2 separate regions of the Homo sapiens genome follow, and region 2 is linked to region 1. A link is a loop called in an ENCODE intact Hi-C map of the cell type or tissue named here. Cell type or tissue: natural killer cell. All regions are shown on one strand. Each heading gives the region's core, and the rest is flanking DNA. Links, peaks and the distances in the headings are about the cores only.

Evidence for each region. A loop is a pair of places that touch in the nucleus more often than their neighbours do. Peaks named below come from ENCODE experiments on the same cell type or tissue, not always from the same donor. Only the 100,000 strongest peaks of a DNase experiment are listed, where the experiment ranks them.
Region 2: a loop joins it to region 1, with 5 times the contacts of the local background. A loop is called at or near these places in 4 of 110 quality-filtered maps.

What each region holds. Positions count from the first base shown.
Region 1 is chr10:14,494,738-14,503,667 of GRCh38, forward strand. No RefSeq gene overlaps it. Among named protein-coding and RNA genes, the nearest start is that of MIR1265, 63 kb to the left of the region's middle. In natural killer cell, for the core only: CTCF peaks have their summits at 4,361 (motif pointing right) and 4,561; a DNase peak (open chromatin) is centred at 4,384.
Region 2 is chr10:14,900,519-14,908,518 of GRCh38, forward strand. It overlaps SUV39H2 (SUV39H2 histone lysine methyltransferase), which reads left to right. Exons shown (of 6, transcript NM_001193424.2): 5 at 615-744; 6 at 1,888-3,797. The coding sequence ends at 1,994. DCLRE1C (DNA cross-link repair 1C) reads right to left here. Exons shown (of 14, transcript NM_001033855.3): 14 at 4,095-8,000. The coding sequence ends at 7,890. Among named protein-coding and RNA genes, the nearest start is that of SUV39H2, 26 kb to the left of the region's middle. RefSeq lists an enhancer at 3,835-4,535. In natural killer cell, for the core only: CTCF peaks have their summits at 3,957 and 4,169; DNase peaks (open chromatin) are centred at 3,923 and 5,563.

The sequences.
Region 1 (8,930 bases), core at 518-8,517:
TATAATGATTATTAGAGATCTCAGCCAGGCACGGTGACTCAGGCCTGTCATCCCAGCAGTTTGGGAGGCCAAGGTGAGAGGACTGCTTGAGCCCAGGAGTTCAAGACAAGTCTAGGCAACATGGGGAAATCCCATCTCCACAAAAAAGACAAAAGTAGCCAGGTGTGGTGGTGCACGCCCGGTTGTCAGCTACTCTGGAGGCTGAGGTGGGAGGATTGCTTGAGCCCAGAGATTGCAATGAGCCAAGATCACATCACCACACTCCAGCCTGGGCAACAGAGTGAGACCCACTCTCAAAAAAAAAAAAAAAAAAGAAAGAAAGAAAGAAAAAGAAAAGAAAAAAGATTGTTAGGACCCTTCCATCATTATTCATCTAAAAAGAAATATTTTCACCTTTTCACCATTAAGAATGACAACTGTGGCAGAATTTATGATTTGTTTTGTTTTGTTTATTTTTTAGGTATAAGTTATGTTAAGTGAATTAGTTTGAGAAGGATTTTATTAAAAATCACATGTGATATTGAATTTTATTAAATATTTGTCTATATCTATTGAAATAATCATATAATTTTTCTCCCTTAATCAAATACTTTAGAAAATTACGTTAACTGATGCTCAAAGTCACGCTAGCCTTGCATTCCTGGAATACACAGACTTCATTATGATCATCCCTTTGAGATGTTGCTGGATTTGGTTTGGCAATATATTGCCTAGAATTCTTGCATTCATGATCCTAAGTGTGGTCAGCCAGTAATTTTCCTGTCTTCTACTATCCTTGGTAGGTTTTGGCATCAAGATTTTGGAAGCCTCAAATTGAGGTGAGGAGTGTTTCCTCTCCTGCTGTACTCAAGAATAGTTTGTGAAAAATTGGAATTATTTTTTCTGGACTTTCTGGTAGAACCTGCCTTTGAAACTACCTTTGCCTAGACTTTTAAGATTGTTTTTGACTACTGTTTGATCTCTTTGAAGCATATATTATGTTTTTAAATTTTGGGTTTGTAATGTTATATTTACTCCCTGACTACAAATTATCTCATATAAAAAAAATTTTCATTAGCAGCTAAAAGAACACCACAGGAGGGCCTTAAGCTTCAAGCTTTTGAATGTAGAATTTTTGTTCAGGAGAATCACAGGAGCGATGAGCTAGCTCTGTCCAGAATTGAAAGCAGGTGATGACCAAAAAAAGAAAGAAGCCAGAGAACAAGGAAGATAGTTTCCAATGTTATTGATTGTATAAATCTCAGTTCATCATCCCAAAGAAAAAAAGATTTCATGCTCCACCTACCTAACTCATCTACCAAAAAGAGAGAATCGCCCATCACTAGGCTCTTCTTTTTAACTTACTTCTGGGCAACGCAACCCCTTTTTTCTTCTCTGCATTTATTTGATTTTAAATTGCATGAGCAATTTACATTAATATTTCTCTGTAGCATTCACAGTTTTCTGCTGGATTGGTCCAGGTCCAATTTATAAGCATGGAAACTGATTTCCAAAATCAATTAAGTGGCTCCAAGGAATGAGACTGCAGAGCCAAGATGCGAATCTGAGAATCCTAGGATTGGAAGGGACCTCAGAAATCATTTGGTGGCTTTTGTTGTACCATTGAGAAGGTCAATAGGGAACAGCCAGTGAGGGACAGAGCCCCAGCCAGAATCAAGGGTTTGACTGCTAGGTCAGCTTCCATTACCCGGAGAGATTTGCCCCCAATAGGAGTCACTTCACTGTTGCTTTTTAAAGATCTTTAAGGAGGGAAATGCTTGCTTTTGTGCAAAGTGTGCATAGTGATAGTTTACAGTTTCAAATCTCTAAGTCAATAACAGGAACATTTCCCCATATAGTGACCCTTGGTTGAAAAGGCAAGTTCAACCACTGTGGAAGACACTATGACGAGTCCTCAAAGATTTAGAACCAGAAATCTCATTTGACCCAGCAGTCCCATTACTGGGTATATACCCAAAGGAATATAAATCATTCTATTATAAAGACACATGCACACGTATGTTCATTGCAGCACTATTCACAGTAGCAAAGACATGAAATCAACCCAAATTCCCATCCATGATAGACTGGATAAAGAAAATGCAGTACATATACACCATGGAATACTATGCAGCCATAGAAAGGAATGAGATCATGTCTTTTGCAGGGACATGGATGAAGCTGGAAGCCATTATCCTCAGCAAACTAACGCAGGAACAGAAAACCAAACACCGCTTGTTCTCACTTTTAAGTGGGCACTGAACAATGAGAACACATGGACAGTGAGAGGAACAACACACACTGGGGCCTGTCGGGGGAGGCTGGGGAGGGGAGAGCATTCAGAAAAATAGCTAATGCATGCTGGGCTTAATACCTAGGTGATGGATTGATAGGTGCAGCAAACCATCGTGGCATGTGTTTACCTATGTAGCTACACATCCTCCACATGTATCCCAGAATTTAAAATTAAATTGAATTTAAAATTAAATTATATTAAAAAGAAAAGGCAGAAGCAATTATTAGTTAGCAGAGAAAGTGGCCTAAAATCACAAAGAAGAAAACGCTTGTGCATAAATGAATACTTCATACTCTAAATCTGTTTACATTTTATGAAGAACTTTTCAAAGGATCTGCTGGCTCATGTTTCTCTGATGTTTTATAGTTTACAGAGCAGTTTCTCCTGTGCTGTTTCATTTACTACAATTCAGCAAACCTTTATTTAGTTGAGACGGCTGCAGCTGTTTACCAAGGCCCTTGCCATGTGTGCAGGGAGACAAACATGTATACAACCTCTATCGTGCCTGACAGGCATGACACTTTCGAATGAGGCTTCCAGCACTGGCAGTGGGAAAGCAGTTGCACCACGTGGGTGTCAGGAGCAGTCTCACGGGCAGGATGCTTGAGTCAGCTCATCTGCAATTGGTGAGATTTCACCAGGAGGCCATGAAAAGGCCGACCCACCAGATGCGAAGGGAGGGAAGGTGCTGCATTGCCCGGGAGGAAGCAGCATGGCAGTGTGGCCGAGTGGGTAAAGGCGCGGGCTCCATAGTCAGAGACCTGGGTTTCAGTTCCAGGCTGCTATTTTTTTTTTTTTTTTTTTTTTTGAGACGGAGTCTCGCTCTGTCGCCCAGGCTGGAGTGCAGTGGCGCGATCCCGGCTCACTGCAAGCTCCAAATTCCGGGCTGCTATGTACTAGTTGTGTGACCTTAGACATATTCCTTTACTTCTCTCTGCCTCAGTTTCCCTGTAGATAAATGGGGGAGGGGTAATAACACAACATCACTCTTAAGATGAATATGCAAATTGATCTATAAAGCACTGAGCAAAATACTTGGCACATGGTAAATGTTACCTGTTGTTGTATCAGAAAACCATAAGTAGCTTGAGGAAGCTGGCTGGCGTGATTGGTACCGTAGCTTCCATGACAGAGCAATTGAACCTTATGGTATTGACAAGGAAGAAAGTTTCTCTGCAAGTTGGTAAGAGGCTCAGATTTGTGTTTTAGGAAAGAACTGGCCTATTATGAAAGGAGAGCGATTGGAAGCAAGGAATGGAGGAGGTGGGACTTCTATTAGTCACTGTGAGAAATGGCTTCATGCTTTGTCCATTGTGTGTGTGTGTTCATGCAAGTGCACGGGTGTGTGTGAGTGTGTGATTTCTATTTTCCCCATAGAATGTCATCTCCCCCATGGCAGGAGCCCTGGCTTCCTTACACTCCCAGGGCTCCTGCGCCTGGTACCCATGTGCTGGATGAATGAATGTGTGAAACTGCAATTCTCGCAATACTTGACCGTGGGCAGGAGCGGGACGGCGAGTAGGTTTTACAGATGAGGAAAACCACACCAGGAGTCTCCATGACTTCCTCACTGCCCTCACAGTAAGAGGCAGCACTGGGCCTAGAAAAGGGGACTTTTTACTCTTTGTGCCTGAACCTATCATATCAAACTGAGAGGTGTAATCATAATGCTTACTGCTCATGATTTGAACTAGTTCACCTCAGACCAAGAACAGAATATTAGAACTCAATAAATTAATAAACAAATTATAATTATTGTTTTTATAGCGATGGAATGGAGTCTCACTATGTTGCCCAGACTGGTCTCAAATTCCTGGGCTCAAGCCATCCTCCCACCTCAGCCTCCCAAAGTGCTTGAATTATAGGTGTGAGCCAACACGCTTAGCTAACTTTTTAAATTTTTTGTAGAGATGGGAAGGGAGTGGGGGGGGTCTTGCTATGTTCTCCAGGCTGGTCTCGAACTTCTGGCCTCAAGCAACCCTCCCGCCTTAGCCTCCCAAAGTGCTGGGATTACAGGCATGAGCCACTGTGCCCAGCCTATGAATTGCGATTCTAATTTTAAAAACTAAGACGTTCTGCTGGTGCACACTAGATGGCAGCAACGCGCATCATTTTAAGGACGGTGAAAGTAGCGGCCGCATCCCTTGGTAGGGTCTGTATAGCCCTGGCCCTCGGCTAGGGCTGGGTTTTATTATTTCATGTAAGCTTCCCAACCTCTCAGTATTGCAGATACTTAGCAGAAAGGATTAAGTCCCGAGTTGCCGAAGCCTAACGTCACCAACCTTGCTATTGCCAAGAGCAGGCATGGAAAGGTTTTCCTTCCTCTCTGGAGGCCAGCAATTGACTATCTTGCCCAGTCATAAAAGAAGACACTTAGGAGAAGCCTTGATTCCTAGAAACGGCTGAATTAGGCGTTCTTGCTGCAGGGACAAAGGCTTCCTCCGGGCCTTAGAACGGGCCGAGAAAACCTACCATCTGCCTTCCTCGCCGGGAAGGCACCTTGACTTTGGCTGGGCTGGGCCAGCCCTGGACACACTGATGACAAGCGACGCCTGCCAGTGCCCAGCTCCCTCTTTCCAGGCCCTGTCATTTAATGGCAAATATTTATTGAGGGCCTACTATGCGCCAGGCCTTATGTCCCAGCCTCCAACCCCACATGCTTCACCCCCACACTGTCTGTCACTGACCATCCTCCTGTCCCAGGCTCCTCATGGCTCCTGACTGGCTTCCCCACCGCCTGGTCCCACTTCTCCGTTGCCAAGCCAAAAGGGGTTGTCCCAGCTGTACCCAATGCTTGAGGATGTATTAAGGTATCTCTGCCAGGTAGAAAAGGGTAAATGCGTTGTCTTTCCCCAGACAACAGCATGTTGAAATTTTACCGCTACACAGTGGTTGGGACTTTAAAGGTTAATGCAGGGCTGGGCGCAGTGGCTTATGCCTGTAATCCCAGCACTTTGGGAGGCCCAGGGGGGTGGATCACCTGAGGTCAGAAGTTTGAGACCAGCCTGGCCAATAAGGTGAAACCCCGTATCTACTAAAAATACAAAAATTAGCCAGGCATGGTGGCATGGTGGCACATGCCTGTAATCCCAGCTACTTGGGAGGCTGAGGCAGGAGAATCGCTTGAACCTGGGAGGCAGAGGTTGCAGTGAGCTGAGATCGTGCCATTGCACTCCAGCCTGGGCAACAAGAGTGAAACTCCGTCTCAAAAAAAAAAAAAGGTTAACACGGTAGGATTTTAGAAGAGGCATTTGAGGGCAGCTGGACGTTATGGCTTCAAATCATACCACGTGGTGAGGGGTTGTATCTAGGATGGCCCTGGCCCTGCACGTTGGGTGTGTGAGCAACACTGCAGCCACTCTGCCCCACCCCAGAGCCTGTGACTGAGCCTGGACTTCCTGAACTTCATAAATAAGTGTAGATAACAAATATAAACAAAAGAACAGCAATCATCATCATCACTAATGTTTACTAAGCACTTTACATGAATCTCCTCTAACACTTTTTTTTTTCAACAGGACATCTCCCTCTGACACCCAGGCTGGAGTGCAGTGGTGCAATCGTGGCTCACTGCAGCCTCAACTTCCTGGACTCAAGCAATCCTCCCACCTCATCCTCTCAAGTGGCTGGGACTACAGGCCGGTGCCACCACATCTGGCTAAATTTTTTTTATTTTTTGTAGAGACAGGGTCTCACTATGTTGCCCAGGCTGGTCTGGAACTCCTGGCCTCAAGTGATCCTCTCATCTCGGCCTCCCAAAGTGCTGAGATTGCAGGCATAAGCCACTATACCTACCCTACTCCTTTAACTCTTACAACGGCTCAATGAGGCAAACAAAATCATTATGCCCATTTTATTTTACTTTTTATTTTTTGAGATGGAGTCTTGCCCTGTTGTCCAGGCTGGAGTTAAATGGTGCAATCTCGGCTCACTACAACCTCTGCCCCCTGGGTTCAAGTGATTCTTGTGTCTCAGCCTCCTGAATAGCTGGGATTACAGGCGCGTAACATTATGCCTGGCTACTTGTTGTATTTTTAGTAGAGACGGGGTTTCGCCCTGTTGGCCAGGCTGGCTTCGAACTCCTGACCTCAAGTGATCCACCTGCCTCGGCCTCCCAAAGTACTGGGATTACAGATGTGAGCAACCATGCCTGGTCAGTTACGCCCATTTTACAGATGAGAAAACTGGGGCCAAAGCATTTATTTTCCCAGAATCACAAAGCTAGAAAGCGATGGGACTATGATTCAAATCCAAGTTCTCTGATTCCAGAGCCTGTGCTCCTTATTCTATTGCCCACTCAATTTTTCCCCCAAAATCCAAGCCAACATCCAATGTGAATTCCATCTGACCTTGGTTATGGAAAGCAGCCCCCTCCCCGACACCCCCCCCACCCCTGCTCCCACACACACAGCCATTCTATTGAAGGAGACTAGCCCCAGATGCCCCCTGGCTTCTTGCTGTCAGTAGTGAGAATTAGTCCAACAGTTGGAGAAAAGAAGCCACCGATAACTGAGAGTTGGCTATTGCCTTCGTTCTCTGCATTTTGCTCTTGTAAAAAGCAATGTGTGTGTGTGGAGCCTCTAAGTATGTCCATATGGTGACATAGACAAGACCGCGGTACTTGCTTGTGACAACTGGATCTGACCTTCCCTGGAACTCTTAGGAAAATGTAAATTGCTCTTTCGTGGCCCCAACAGCACATTTTGTACCCACTTTGGTCAAGGTCACTATACAAGGAGGATCCTGGCATGCTGGGAACACTTGCTTACCTTGGGGCCTCCCAAGAATCAGCCCATGGATGGAGACTCTGCCCTACTCACTTTTTATTCTCATGCCGACTAGCACAAGGCAGGTACTCGATGTGTGTCAGTTGACACAAAATAAAGTGAGCATGTCCTAGGGAGGTGAGACAATGGGAAAAGGTGGGTCTCCTCTTGACTCTCATCACCCTTGCTGCCTGGGGTTCCTGTTCCTCCACCTCACTTCCCTGGGGCCTCCCAGTCTGTCTTGCCTCATTGTTCTGTCCCAGGGAGAGAGGGGTGACAATGTCCTAGAGCCAAAGCCATCCCGTGCAAAATCAGGTAGGAGGAAAGTACATACAGTGCTACCCAAAGGGCCAGCCCAGCCTGGAGGAATATGATGCTTTGGGGAGGTACCTGGGGATCCTGTATAGGCAACATAAGCCATGATGGAAAATAAAGTAATACAAGCAGTAACCTCCAAGACAGAAAATTGATTCATTAGTGCCTCTAGTTTGCATGACTATGGAAAAGAACCCTCCCGGCTGAATAACCAGTTATGATCAGCAGTTAAGACCTCTCTTTTGTTTTGTTTGTAAGAAGACCTCTCTTTTGTTTTGTTTTGTTTGTAAGAAGAAGAGAAGAAAGAGAGGAGGGAAGAGAGGGAGGGCAAGTCAATGAGTTGTGCTGAGGATGAGAGGAGAGATTTATCTTTAAGACTAATAGCTTGTCAATGAGAGCTAGCCTGCCTTTGAGCAGCAGCAATAGCCTGCCTTTGAGATCAGCCAAGTCCCTATTATATATTAAATTCCCTTGCCTGAAAAATAAATTGTGGAAGAAAAAGGGAAATTATGTACATTCCATTTTATGGGAATCAGACTTGTCCGTGATCTTCCCGTCTGTCTAGTGGTTTCCACTTGGCTGGATTTATTGGCATGACTTGCCTTGTGGGTTCACTCTCACTGGGCTCCTGCCTCTTTAGGGGGCTAAAAGTCTTTGTGGGCCCTGCAACAATATGAAAGAGGTCTCTTCCATGCAGACCCATCACCGTGTCCACAGAGAGAACCCATGGGCAGTGTTCTGAGATTGCAGGGTGGCATCTTCCAGCACATAGGTAAGTAACAAGCTTTGTGGTAAATTTGCAATGCAAAATAACCACTTACCAGCTGCCAGAGTAGATACGTTTTACTTTTAAGTAAAATATTAAGTAAATACAGATATTTACTTAAATATCTGTAGTGCCTAACTGGAGTTGCTTTGAATTTCTTGAAAGGATTCAAGCCTTGATTTATTTATTTTTATTTTTTGGCTGTGGAAAGACAACGGTCTCCAAGTCCCTTTCAGAAGGAAATCAATACCCCAGAGTTAATACTCCCTTTCTTTGAGGGAATGATATATCTAAACAAGAGAAAAAATATATTTTTCAGCAAATCTTGACCACAAAATTCATCTGCTCAAGGCTTTAGGTCAATTCATTCATCATGGGCAATTTATGAACCAATGAAGTCAGCCAGCTGGGGGGCAAATCAGGATGGAATAAAGTTATGCATTATTTTTGTATTTGTTCAAAGTAAAAATAACTTTTGGAGGGCCTATGGTGTTAAAATATCAGGTTCAACGTAGAAGTTTCCTCTCTGCTCTTATTTTCCACCATTCAAGACTGCAAACAATATGCTTTGAAAGAAAGAATGACTTTTGGAAAAATTGACTTTCGGAAAAATTGACTTTTACAAGGCATACAGTCTAGCGAAAAGCAGAGTGGAATATAGATAAGTTCAAGTTATCTCCCTGCATGTTTTATGGGAGATAGATTATTGATTGTGTCTTATATTTTTGTTCAAGCCCCTTGTCAATCAAGTGCCCTATAGATTATCCTTTGAGAGAACACAATACTATTGATTCTCCTAGACCAAGCT
Region 2 (8,000 bases), core at 1-8,000, 410 kb after region 1:
CTTAATGATAAATTCGAGATACTCTCAAAATAGAGATATTCTATCCAGGGCCATCAAACAGTTTTGATTCCTTAGTATGACTCACTACATCTTTTTTCTTGCATATTCCGTAAGTTTACTGTAGTATTCTCAAAACATTGAAGAGTTTGGACCAAAAATTCAAGCAGTGAAACTCCATGCAGTGTAAAATTTGAGTTCTGTAGTGCAGATTTGATTTTTTAAACACAGTTGTTCTAGTTATTTTAAAGTGTATGCCTTACTGAAATAGTTACCAGTGAAATAATAATGTTATCTGGGATTTGTATTGAAATTCTCCAGGAAAAAAAAAAGTTGGGACTAGAGGAATAAGATTGGCAAGCATGTTACTAATTGTTGAAGCTGTATAGTGGATACATAGGGATTTCTTATTTTCTCTATTTTATACTTGTCTGAAGTTTTTATAAGGGAAAAAAATCTTTTTAAATGTGCATGCCTCAAAGACCTCTAAGCAATAAGCAACTTAATTTCCAGTGGAACTTAAACTAAATCTCTAGGAAAGTAAACATTTTATATGGCATGTAGAAGGGCTTGTTTACACCGTTTGTACTTAAATGGGTTCTAATGTTCCTTTTTAGTGTGACCCAAATCTTCAGGTGTTCAATGTTTTCATTGATAACCTCGATACTCGTCTTCCCCGAATAGCATTGTTTTCCACAAGAACCATAAATGCTGGAGAAGAGCTGACTTTTGATTATCAAATGAAAGGTATGCTTTTCAAGTACAGTTTCATTGGTGTCAGTTTCAATATGAAGAATCAAATCAGACTAGGAACAGACCTTAGATATTTGAACCAAACCTAATACTAAAGATGAAAAGTTGAGGCACTAAGTTTGTCATCCTAAGGTACAAAGCTAATCCAACAGCTAATACTAGAACCCAGGTCTGCCTGAGCTTCAGCTGAGGAATGGTTCTACATCGTAAATTTTCAGAACTTCCATTTTGGAAACTGATTTATTTATTATAGCATCTTAATACTGTACTACTTGTCTTTTTTTTTTTTTTTAAATTGTGGGCTAAGCATGCTGGCTCCTGCCTGTAATCCCAGCACTCTGGGCTTGAGCCCAGGAATTCAAGACCAGCCTGGGCAACATGGTGAAACTCTGTCTCTACAAAATATGAAAAAACTAGCCGGGCGTGGTGGCGTGTGCCTGTAGTCCCAGCTACTCGGGAGGCTGAGGTGGGAGGATGGCTTGAGACAGGGAGGTTGGGGCTACAGTTGAGCTGTGAATAGCACCACTGCACTCCAGCCTGGACGACAGAGACCCTGTCTGAAAAAAAAAACTATAAGCCTACATTTTTGAATTTTTACTGAGAGATGTATATTCAAAAGATTGAAAATATTTAAATCACATACAAATTTATTCTATTCCTACTTGAACCTGGCTTTTAAAAAGAACATTTAATTCTATTTGCTTTATTGTGACAATATAAATGTTTTCTTTCCTTTAAGAATGATGGCCTTTACATATTGTCATTGCTTAACCTCTTACATACTGTGCTTTTATATACGGTGTGAAATGAATGTGTATTAGATATTCCCAGTAAGTTTCATCATTTCAGAAATCCTTTCTGACAAATATGGGCTAATAACATAAAGTTTACCTATTATTAACCCACACCATCCTTTCAAGACAATTCATTATGATTTGACGCTGAATATTAACATTTATTTGTAAATATTTCAAAGGGAACTAACTACATTTCCTTGGGAGTTAACTTACTCTAAGGGTCTTGACCATGTAAGTACCCTCTATCACTGATAATAAAGCTAATATAATAGAAAATTTGAAATTTATTCTAAATTGTCTTAACTCTCTTTCTCCTATATTTCTTTTTCTGTGTCTTCAGGTTCTGGAGATATATCTTCAGATTCTATTGACCACAGCCCAGCCAAAAAGAGGGTCAGAACAGTATGTAAATGTGGAGCTGTGACTTGCAGAGGTTACCTCAACTGAACTTTTTCAGGAAATAGAGCTGATGATTATAATATTTTTTTCCTAATGTTAACATTTTTAAAAATACATATTTGGGACTCTTATTATCAAGGTTCTACCTATGTTAATTTACAATTCATGTTTCAAGACATTTGCCAAATGTATTACCGATGCCTCTGAAAAGGGGGTCACTGGGTCTCATAGACTGATATGAAGTCGACATATTTATAGTGCTTAGAGACCAAACTAATGGAAGGCAGACTATTTACAGCTTAGTATATGTGTACTTAAGTCTATGTGAACAGAGAAATGCCTCCCGTAGTGTTTGAAAGCGTTAAGCTGATAATGTAATTAACAACTGCTGAGAGATCAAAGATTCAACTTGCCATACACCTCAAATTCGGAGAAACAGTTAATTTGGGCAAATCTACAGTTCTGTTTTTGCTACTCTATTGTCATTCCTGTTTAATACTCACTGTACTTGTATTTGAGACAAATAGGTGATACTGAATTTTATACTGTTTTCTACTTTTCCATTAAAACATTGGCACCTCAATGATAAAGAAATTTAAGGTATAAAATTAAATGTAAAAATTAATTTCAGCTTCATTTCGTATTTCGAAGCAATCTAGACTGTTGTGATGAGTGTATGTCTGAACCTGTAATTCTTAAAAGACTTCTTAATCTTCTAGAAGAAAAATCTCCGAAGAGCTCTCTCTAGAAGTCCAAAATGGCTAGCCATTATGCTTCTTTGAAAGGACATGATAATGGGACCAGGATGGTTTTTTGGAGTACCAAGCAAGGGGAATGGAGCACTTTAAGGGCGCCTGTTAGTAACATGAATTGGAAATCTGTGTCGAGTACCTCTGATCTAAACGGTAAAACAAGCTGCCTGGAGAGCAGCTGTACCTAACAATACTGTAATGTACATTAACATTACAGCCTCTCAATTTCAGGCAGGTGTAACAGTTCCTTTCCACCAGATTTAATATTTTTATACTTCCTGCAGGTTCTTCTTAAAAAGTAATCTATATTTTTGAACTGATACTTGTTTTATACATAAATTTTTTTTAGATGTGATAAAGCTAAACTTGGCCAAAGTGTGTGCCTGAATTATTAGACCTTTTTATTAGTCAACCTACGAAGACTAAAATAGAATATATTAGTTTTCAAGGGAGTGGGAGGCTTCCAACATAGTATTGAATCTCAGGAAAAACTATTCTTTCATGTCTGATTCTGAGATTTCTAATTGTGTTGTGAAAATGATAAATGCAGCAAATCTAGCTTTCAGTATTCCTAATTTTTACCTAAGCTCATTGCTCCAGGCTTTGATTACCTAAAATAAGCTTGGATAAAATTGAACCAACTTCAAGAATGCAGCACTTCTTAATCTTTAGCTCTTTCTTGGGAGAAGCTAGACTTTATTCATTATATTGCTATGACAACTTCACTCTTTCATAATATATAGGATAAATTGTTTACATGATTGGACCCTCAGATTCTGTTAACCAAAATTGCAGAATGGGGGGCCAGGCCTGTGTGGTGGCTCACACCTGTGATCCCAGCACTTTGGGAGGCTGAGGTAGGAGGATCACGTGAGGTCGGGAGTTCAAGACCAGCCTGGCCATCATGGTGAAACCCTGTCTCTACTGAAAATACAAAAATTAGCCGGGCGTGGTGGCACACGCCTGTAGTCCCAGCTACTCAGGAGGCTGAGGCAGGAGAATCACTTGAATTCAGGAGGCGGAGGTTGCAGTGAGCCAAGATCATACCACTGCACTGCAGCCTGAGTGACACAGTAAGACTGTCTCCAAAAAAAAAAAATTTTTTTTTTTTTTTTTTTTTTTTTTTGCAGAATGTGTCAACAAAAAATACTTTCTTAATGGCATTTGTGTTTTAAGAAAAATCAGTCACATAGTGTCAGTGTTAAGAAAAGGTTGTAGGTTTACAGGTTGCCCCCAGTGGCCATACTTTGAATTGTGATTCTCACGGGTTTAAAGATGTGATTTTTAAAAAATCAGTGTTTTACCATCTAGTTATTTGATCTTGTCCACTTTTTTGTGTTCAACAAAAGTGTAAAACTGGAAAGCAAAGAAAAAAAGACTATTTTCAGTAAACATGTAGTTTTGTTTTGTCTTTATTGATAGAATGTAATGGGCCTTTGGGATCTTAAGTACTACTTATGTTACCTTTGTTATTCAGATGCTGAACTTAAGCAGTGAAATAATAGAAACTAAAGGATGTTATTAAGGGGTTTAACTATTTTAAGTCAACATTTAGCTTATCCATCATATTGGTTTCCTGAAGATGTCAGAATTTTTCAGTGTAAGACAAATATCAAAGGTAATAGATCCAGTTTAAAAGGTGAATCCACTGTATGTATTATATTGATACCATCATTTTCAGGATCTACATTAAGAGGATGGTGATACATAATTAGTAATCTCAGGGTTTTTTCCCCCATATCTAAAATGTAGACAATAGTTGTTTCTCTTTTAGTTCATCAGTTTCTCTTAGCAAAATAAATTAGGTTGGGCATTTAATGTTCTATTTACCATGGCTTAGCTTTGTTTCTGTTTTACAGTCATTTCCAGTAAGACTATAAAAGGGGCAGAAAAATACTGATGTATTGACTACGTGCTAGCAAGATTAACCGAAGGTTTATATTCAATTCCTTTAAATGTTACTTTCCTTTTAAGATAGCTTTCATGGTTCATGCATTTGATACTACACTTGATCTTGGCCAAAAGGCCAAGGAGTGATGGTTCATGCATTTGAATATTAAAGGACAATTTGACATTTCGCTAGCATAATGTGGATGAATACTTCAGAAATTTTTGAGCATTGTCACTCACCAGGTACGTAAACATACTATGGTAAGTACTGCCTAGAAATGCAAAGGAATTTTAGAATTCAGAGCTCATATTCATTGACCCAGTCTTTTATGCCTTTTATATGTATTCATGTGCTTCTAATGAACCTGTCAGGTTGGTGTAAGGTAACAAGCTTAGACTGTTAAGATAATGTCAACATGCCAAGATCACCCAGTGAACTTTTTAAAGTATTTAATCTTCGGCTTCAGGCAGACTTTTTAAAAAACTAGTTTATACTATTCAAACATTTAAGTCCTGGAACTCTTCTCCAAGATAAATGTGGCTGACTGCTGAGTGTCTTCTGTGATACATCTTGGCATTTTGAAACTTCATGTTTCGGCTGGACACGGTAGCTGACGCCTGTAATCCCAGCACTTTGGGAGGCCGAGGCGAGTGGATCACCAGAGGTCAGGAGTTCAAGACCAGTCTGACCAATATGGTGAAACCCTGTCTCTACTAAAAATACAAAAATTAGCCAGGTGTGGCACACACCTGTAATCCCAGCTACTTGGGAGGCTGAGGCAGGAAAATCACTTGAACCCTGGAGGCTGAGGTTGCAGTGAGCTGAGATAGGGCCACTGCATTCCAGCCTGAGTGACAGAGCGAGACTCCATCTTGAAAAGTAAAAAACAAAAACTTCATGTTTCCTCTTGTGGTTTATGATTCTTGACGTAAAAACCAAGTAGCTGCTACAATTAACCCTGCTCATGTTTATACTTTTTTGGAGAGACATCAGAGCATAGCAGTTAAGATCATGGTCTCTGAAGCCAAACTGCCTGTGTTTGAATTCTGCCTGTGCCTCATAGCTATGTGAACTAACCTCTGTGCCTTTGTCTCATTTGTACATGGGGATTAGAAATGTATCTACCTCAAAGGGTGGTTGTGAAAATTAAAGGAGTTCATATAGTCTGTAAAAAACTTAAGAGCATCATCAGAGTAAGCACCAAATATAATTTCTGGTAATCACTATCGGTTTCTTGATCACATCTGTTGTAGTTGTCTTAGCCCAATTCATTCAGCCAGCATTTATAATGCCAGACTCACATATAAAACAAACGTAACAGTATGTAATATTAATGTGATTATAAAATAACAGGAATATATTCAGAGGAATGTTTACAGGCATTTTTTGAACAACCACTTTCGATCATAAGGTACACTGTTAAAACTAAGTTTTAGTTAACAGTGAATATATACAAATGTGTATAGTTATGTGTATACTAACTCTGAGTCTTGTTACCCTGGTTAGTCTGGTGGATCCAATACTTTTTGGTCGGATTGCCATGCAGCATCATGATAATGCATATCAAGTGTTAGTTTAACTGATCTGCAAATTGTTTTAAGTGGTGTCTCTGCTTTTGCTTCCATAATCTATGAAATGTCACAATAACTAAGTGTTCCTGAATATCTGTTAAAACTTGTTAAAAATCCTCATACATAACACAAAAGCCTAACACATTGATGGACTTCAAGAATGTTGAATGACTCACAGAATAACACATATACTTTAGTTTTTTTTAATTTATTTTTCTTGAGATGGGGTCTTGCTTTGTTGCCCAGGCTGGGCACAATCAGCTCACTGCAGTTTCAACCTCCTGGGCTCAATCCATCCTGCCACCTAAGCCTTCCAAGTAGCGAGGACTACAGGTGCACACCACCATGTCTGGCTAACATTTTGTGGAGACAGGGTCTCCCTGTGTGTTGCCCAGGCTGGACTCAAAACCCTGAGCTCAAGCGAGCCTCCCAAAGTACTGGGATTGCAGGCAGGAGTTACTGTGCCTGGCCACCATTTAATTCTTGAGCATTTTCTTTTATATTCTAATTGTCCGCTTCTAATTTGGCCACCGTATTCACATCAAGGTTAAGTGACTTAACATCTTTGGGGATAAATAAGGTGCTGATTTTGTCTATAGCCATCAGTTTATCATACTAGATCCAAGTTTGTCAATTTAAATCAGGTGTGTTTATGAGCAAAGATATGATCATGCTGAATGTTCCATGTGTACTTCAGGAGATACATTCTGCTAGTTTGGGGTGGTGTGTTCTATAAATGTCAATTTAATCCAGTCGGCTTATGATTTTCAGTTCTATATTCTTACTGATTAATGTGTATATACTAGTTCTGTTACTAAGGAGGGATGTTAAATTAATCCCTAGCTGTAATTGTGCATTAGTTTGTCTCTTTTCAGCTGTTCTAGCTTCATAAATTTTTGGAGCTGTTAGGTGCATATACGTTTAGGATTATTTTGTCTTCTTGGTGAACTAGACCTTTTATCATTAGGAAACTGTCCATATAACCACTCCATTTTTAATTGTTTACATGGTTTTTCCATCCTTTTAACCTATCAATCACTTGAATTGACTTTCTTTATAGACAGCAGATCACTGGGTTATGTTGGTTTTTTCCGTGTCTCTTGTCATTGATGCACTTAGACCATTTACATTTAATGTAATCATTGATACGTATGGGTTTAGTTCTACCATTTTTTTTTCTTTTTTTTTTTTTTTTTTTTTGAGACAGAGTTTTGCTCTTGTTGCCCAGGCTGGAGTGCAATGACACAATCTCAGCTCACTGCAACCACCACCTCCCAGGTTCAAGTGATTCTCCTGCCTTGGCCTCCTGCGTAGCTGGGATTACAGGCATGAGCCACCGTGCCTGGCCTTTTTCTTTTTTAAACAGGGTCTTGCTCTGTCACCCAGACTAGAGGTGCAGTGGCACAGTCATGGCTCACTGCAGCCTCAATCTCCTGGGCTCAAGTGATCCTCAAGGGCCTCCAGAGTAGCCCACCACCATGCCTGGCTTTTTTTTTTTTTTTTTTTTTTGTAAGTAGAGACACATTTCACTGTGTTGGCCAGGCTGGTGTCGAACTCCTGGGCTCAAGCCATTGCCCACCTCAAAGTGCTGGGATTACAAGTGTGAGCCACCACACCCAACCAGGTTATTTGAACATTTTTAAGTACTGTATTTTCTCTATTGTAATATTGACTGTCATCTCTGTGCAGGTTTTTTAGTGGTTGCTCTAGGTTGAAACGCTTTGAATTCTTAGGTATCTAAGAGTGAGCATTTTCTTTTTTTGACTGCTATACTCTCACCAGTTGCCAGCTTCTCATATAAATATTGTAAATGCTCTCGTTTAGGTAACTCAGCTTCTGG